Regions from separate parts of the Homo sapiens genome. Here region 2 is linked to region 1. Evidence: chromatin loops called from intact Hi-C (ENCODE). Cell type or tissue: IMR-90. All regions are shown on one strand. Links, peaks and the distances in the headings refer to the core of each region. The heading gives the core; the rest is flanking DNA. Region 1 has its middle 63 kb from the start of CTIF. Region 2 overlaps DYM (dymeclin).

Evidence for each region. Hi-C counts contacts between places; a loop is a spot of excess contacts. Peaks named below come from ENCODE experiments on the same cell type or tissue, not always from the same donor. Only the 100,000 strongest peaks of a DNase experiment are listed, where the experiment ranks them.
Region 2: a loop joins it to region 1, with 7 times the contacts of the local background. A loop is called at or near these places in 7 of 110 quality-filtered maps.

The regions. Positions count from the first base shown.
Region 1 is chr18:48,474,297-48,477,215 of GRCh38, forward strand. It overlaps the pseudogene RNA5SP456. Among named protein-coding and RNA genes, the nearest start is that of CTIF, 63 kb to the right of the region's middle. In IMR-90, for the core only: a CTCF peak has its summit at 1,778 (motif pointing right); a DNase peak (open chromatin) is centred at 1,805; H3K27me3 peaks cover 251 bases.
Region 2 is chr18:49,240,582-49,243,500 of GRCh38, forward strand. All of the region lies in intron 13 of DYM (dymeclin), which reads right to left. Among named protein-coding and RNA genes, the nearest start is that of MIR4744, 190 kb to the left of the region's middle. In IMR-90, for the core only: no CTCF peak of the experiment used is centred there; a DNase peak (open chromatin) is centred at 1,480.

The DNA of each region.
Region 1 (2,919 bases), core at 226-2,725:
CTGGTGAGTAGTTTTGCTCACAATGAATTGTAGCTCGATTTTCATCCATACCTGATTTTGATGATATTTAGTTGAGATTTTGGTCTTTAGAACTAGAGTTGATGCTGGAATGAATTAAGACTTTTGGGACTGTTGGAATGGAATGAATGCATCTGCATGTAAGAAGGGCATGAACTTTGTGGGAGGCAGAAGTGGAATGAAATGAGCAGAATATCTGTATCCCCTCAAAATTAACATATTGAAACTCTACCCCAAATGTGATCGTATTTGGAGATGGGGTCTTTAGGAGATCATTAGCATTAGTTGGGGTCCTGAGGATGGGGCTCTCATGAGGAGACATCAAAGAGCTTGCTATCTCTCTTTCTCTCCCTGTACAAGCACAAGGAAGAGGTCACGTGAGCACCCAGAGAAACAGTAGCTACCTGCAAGACTAGAGAACAGTCTGCAGAATGAAACCTCCCTGGCTGGCACCTTGAGCTTGGACTTCCTGGCCTCTAGAACTTTGAGAAAATACATTTCTGTGGTTTAAGCCACCAAATCTATGGTATTTTGTTATGCAGCCCAAACAGACAAATACAGACACATACTCTATGACATATTTATAAAAAGGTTTAAAACATACAATTTTACCATATGTTGTTTAGGAACACACACATATGTAATAATAACATAAATACATCCATGGGAAGTATAAACACCAAATTTAGGAGAGTGGTTCTTTTTGCAGGGTAGGGGAAGGGGAAATGCAACTGAAGGAGGGCCAGGAAGCCTCAACTATATTTGCTATTTTATTTCCTAAGGTGAATGCTATGTCGTTTTCTAAATCTTTTTTATGTCACAAGAATATTTTTAAAAGAAAAGATTGGCTCCTCGTAACATCATCAAGGCACTGGATCAAATCTTACCAAGTTATATGAGCCAACACACCCCATAATTGTTTCAGCCAGTAGGAGTATAATTTGTTTGTTGTTGCAGTCAGAGGCTCATCAGAAATCTTGTCTTCTCCATGAGGCCTCACCTAACTACTGCAGATCTGGAATAGCCCTGTCTCTCACCTGCTATAAACTACGATGGCTTTCACTTGGTTCAATATTGTGTGGATTTATTCCCTATTTATTTCATGTGCGGTTATCCACCATAAAATCATAACAATAACAACAATAGCTACCATTTATTGGGTGCTTCCTGTGTGTCAACAACACAGTGCTTAACTTTGTCACATCCAAGTACTAACCAGGCCTGACCCTGTTTAGCTTCTGAGATCAGACAAGTTCGGGTGCATTCAAGGGGGTATGGGCATAGACTCAGCACTTCGCTTTCTACATCCATCATTTTAAACCATCCTCACTATTACTAACTCTGTTTTTGCACACAAGGAAACTGGAGCTCAGAGATGCTAAATGATTCATCCGAGGTCACACAGCAAAAAAAGTGCCAAGTCCAATCGTTTTCTGCCAACTCCTCAAAGCAGAAAACTGTCTGCTTTCCTACATCCCCCACCACGACCTGAGGCTAGGTCCACCCGTGTGAGCTGATACAGCAACAGACTCTTTGTCCCCAGAGGTTGTTCAGAACAGAGCCTTGGTGACAAGGACCAGCTGCAGGGTGGATGAGCAGGGCTTCCCATTGGTGAAGGCTGCCCTGGCATGGCTCGAGAGAGCCTGTTGGCCTCATTGTGCACTCATGGGCCACAGTGGTTCCATCCTCCGGGTCTCCACCTGATCCCAGACACAGGCACTCAGACTTGCTGGAGCACTTGCTATCAGCTCCCACTAGGTGTCTCTGTTACTTTATTTTTTGTGTGCCAGAAGGCAAACCAAGGCCACTTACTTAAAACTATTCAAATCCAGATAAACGGGCTGCCTGGAACTCTGTGGTGGCCTCAGAGAAACCAGACTTCTACAGTCAGAACCTGTGGGCTTGAGAAGGAGAAGATAAAATAGCTTACATTTACTGAAGGCCTTTTGCACATCAGCCAGTTTACATACTTTAATATTAACAATAGTTAACACTAAGTAATGTTTTGTATGCACAAGGCACTCTCATGTGCTTTTTGCAAATATTAATGCACTCATACCTCATAACAACCCATAAGTACAGAGGTACGAAGGGTTAAGTAACTTGCTTAAGGTCACACAGCTAGTACACAGCATGGTCATTTGGATCATTCAGGTCTCATAACTACCCTGCAAAATACATGTTGTCATCCCTATTTTACATATGTGGAAACCAGGCTCAGAAAAAGTAAGAGGCACAATGTTATACAGCTAGACAGTGGCTGAAGCAGAATTCAAACTTAGGTCTATTTGACTCAGGTCAAAATATGAGTTGGCCCCATTCCCTGAGAAGGAATGAAGACCAGATCATAGGTAGGATCCTGTGTCCTTGACCCCATGTGGGTCACACACACGGCTCTGCAGACTCCACAAAGGACTGTGCAGACCCACTTCTCTGTAGACAGGGCTGAGATGTTCTGAATTCTACCAGGAATTGCTTTGAAAGTAAGGGAGGGGCGACAAAATATCATCTTTGCATGTAAAACCCCTCTACGGATGTATAGAGAGAAGCAACTCCCCACTCCAATTCAGGAGGATGAGGGAGAATTGACTTAGAGGGGGTAGGTTTTGGTTAAAGCCAGCAGAGGTTGCCATAGGTGGGATCTGAGGGTATCTGTGGAAGGCCTCAAAATTGCTCCCTTTAGACTGGTTGGCTTCACTGCTGAATTCTACGAATTTTAAAGAACTAATACTATTTTTTTCTGCAACTATTCCAGAAAATTGAAGGCAAAGGAATTCTTCCAAACTCATTCTACAAGACCAGCATTACCCTGATGCCAAAAGCAGACCAGGACACAACTAAAAAAGAAAACTATAGGCCAAAATTCCTGATGAACATAGTTGCAAAATTTCTCAGCAAAAT
Region 2 (2,919 bases), core at 141-2,640, 770 kb after region 1:
GAAGTTGTCAAACTCATGATGCCAAATATAAGTTTTTCGAAATTTTAATTTTGACTTGAAAATTTTTTTTATTGGCAACCAACACTGGCAGTTTCCTCTCTGCCAAGACTGTCTCATGTTCTTTCGTGTAAAAATGCTATTCCATCAGAAAAGTGGCTAGTTCAGCTCACAACTCTATCACACACCTGCTTTTCCTCAAGACAATCATTGGAACCCAGTATGGAGTAGAAGTGCATTATGTGAGCTTCTAGTTTTACAACAGAAAATATCAAAAAGATGTACTCAAGGGTCAAGATTTATAACAACTAATCATTTTTACTATTTCGCCAAGGACATTTTTCAGTGAAGATGGTTTTTATTTTACCACAAATGTGTGTGTGGTTGTGGAAAATATAGTGAGTACTAGTACAGTTAGGCACCACTTGATTTATGCTAAGGTCTCAGCAGTTTTACCCCAACTTTGCTATTGTACCCTTGATGCAAATGTCAGCACAGTGGAAATGGCAAATGATGTCTTATTATAAAAGGCTTAGACTCCATGGACTCTCTGTGGCCCACAGAACACACTTCGAGAATCAATGCACAGAAGTGATCCAAGACTGCACAGAAACTTTATATAGTGGACATTCTACTCACTCACAACTGAGAATCTGAGTGCAGGTATAAGGTAGATGATGTCTGCCTATCCTTTTCAGCTTTATCAATGTCAGGTCTGCCAAAAAGAACATTTCTACGCTAGGGTCAAACTTGGATTTCAATTTCAGCTCCACACTATTAGCTACATGACCTTGGCTAAGTTTCAGTCTGAGTCTCAGTTTCCTCACCTATTAAACAGAAATTCTGTACCTTATAGATGGCTAGACTTATAATTAAATAAGACAGCATCCATATAACACTGACTAGCAATATGAGTGATAGAGTAAGCCCCGAACTCAATCAGATTCTAAATGACTAAGGACCAAAACTATGGCTAATTTCCATGTTTTGGAAGATGGTGGTAACCTGATTTTATTTTTCTCTCCACCACTTGTAGAGGGACCAAATAATAAATGGATATTCATAAAAATGTACCTCTTTACATAATGCAATTCTGATAGATGAAATGATGTCAGGAATTGCTTCCAAATAATCCAGGGTAGGGAGAAAAAGGAGGGGAAATAAATGAAATAGTTTGTCAAGAACTGATATCTGCCGAAGGTAGGGGCTGACAATCTAAAGTTTCATTATATAATTCTCTTCAAACATATTTCGAATTTTTCAAATTAAAAAGGAAAAAGCTGATCACTCATTTGAGGCTTCTATAATAATTATGCTTCGACTGTCGTTAAGTTAATAATGTACAAATTCAGTTTCTACGATAAGTCACCTTCTACGCTGCGAGTTATCAACCATTTTCCCAGCACTACAACATGCACCACACATGTTCTTCAGGCGTCTTTCTGCAAAGATGAGTCAGACAGGCTGCCTGGAGTTACACTCCACTTGCTCTCACCCCACCCCACCATTCCACTGTGGCTGAGAACTGCTGATCTAATTTAAAGTAATCTGGGCTGGGTGCAGTGGCTCACGGGTGTAATCCCAGCACTTTGGGAGGCCGAAGCAGGCAGATCACCTGAAGTCAGGAATTTGAGACCAGCCTGGCCAACATGGCGAAACCCCATCTCTACTAAAAATACAAAAAAATTAGCTGAGCATGGTGGTGTGTGCCTGTAGTCCCAGCTACTTGGGAGGCTGAGGCATGAAGATCGCTTGAAACTGGGAGGCGGAGGTTGCACTGAGTGGGAAGTGCCACTACACTCCAGCCTGTGTGACAGAGTAAGACTCCGTCTCAAAAAATAATAATAACAATAAAAATGCATAAAGTAATCTGAGTATTTCAACCATCTTATAACTGTAATATACATTGAAAAATAAAGTTTCCTGAGTAAGAAAACAAATTAAAATTGGATGAAGGTCAGCTTGACACACAGCCTCTAGATGGGTTGTATTTTAATACATGGTTTATTTTCATCACCTTGTGGGAGTCAAGTTCGATGAAGGAAGTTTTGCGTCTTCTGTAGGTCACTGAAAGGGAAGTACACCCAAAAACGTCAAGTTATAACTAGCGTTATTTTTGTTTGTTTGTTTTTGTTTTTTGAGACGGAGTCTAGCTCAGTTGCTCAGGCTGGAGTGCAGTGGCGCCATCTTGGCTCACTGCAAGCTCCGCCTCTGGGGTTCACGCCATTCTCCTGCCTCAGCCTCCCGAGTAGCTGGGACTACAGGCGCCCGCCACCACGCCCGGCTAATTTTTTTGTATTTTTAGTAGAGACGGGGTTTCACCGTATTAGCCAGGATGGTCTCGATCTCCTGACCTCGTGATCCACCCGTCTCGGCCTCCCAAAGTGCTGGGATTACAGGCGTGAGCCACCGCACCCGGCCTATACCTAGGGTTTCTAAAGGAAGCTTAGGGAACGGCCAAGAGCCAGATGGACAGAGAAAAGAGCTGCCTCCTCGCTACTTTAAAAGAGGAGACCTGCTCCTCTTCCCAGATATAACTCAAGCATCAATCATCTCACTGGTAAGGCTTCCGTGACACTCAGGTGAGCGGGCTGCCTTCTCCTGGGTCCCACTTTCATCACAGTAAAACACAGAGCCTGCTAGACAATAAGCTCTCTGAAGACAGCATGAGTCTATGGTGTGAATTGCCAATGCCTGGAGATGTCTGACACATGGTAGCCACACAGAAAATATCTGATAAATGATTATATGTCCCCTAAATACCTACTCTTGTTTAAAATACTCCACGAAGAAATCATTGTTAGGGCTGGGCGTGGTGGCTCACGCTTGTAATATGAGCACTTTGGGAGGCCAAGGATGGTGGATCACTTGAGGCCAGGAGTTCGAGACCAGCCTGGCCAACATTGTAAATCCCTGTCTCTA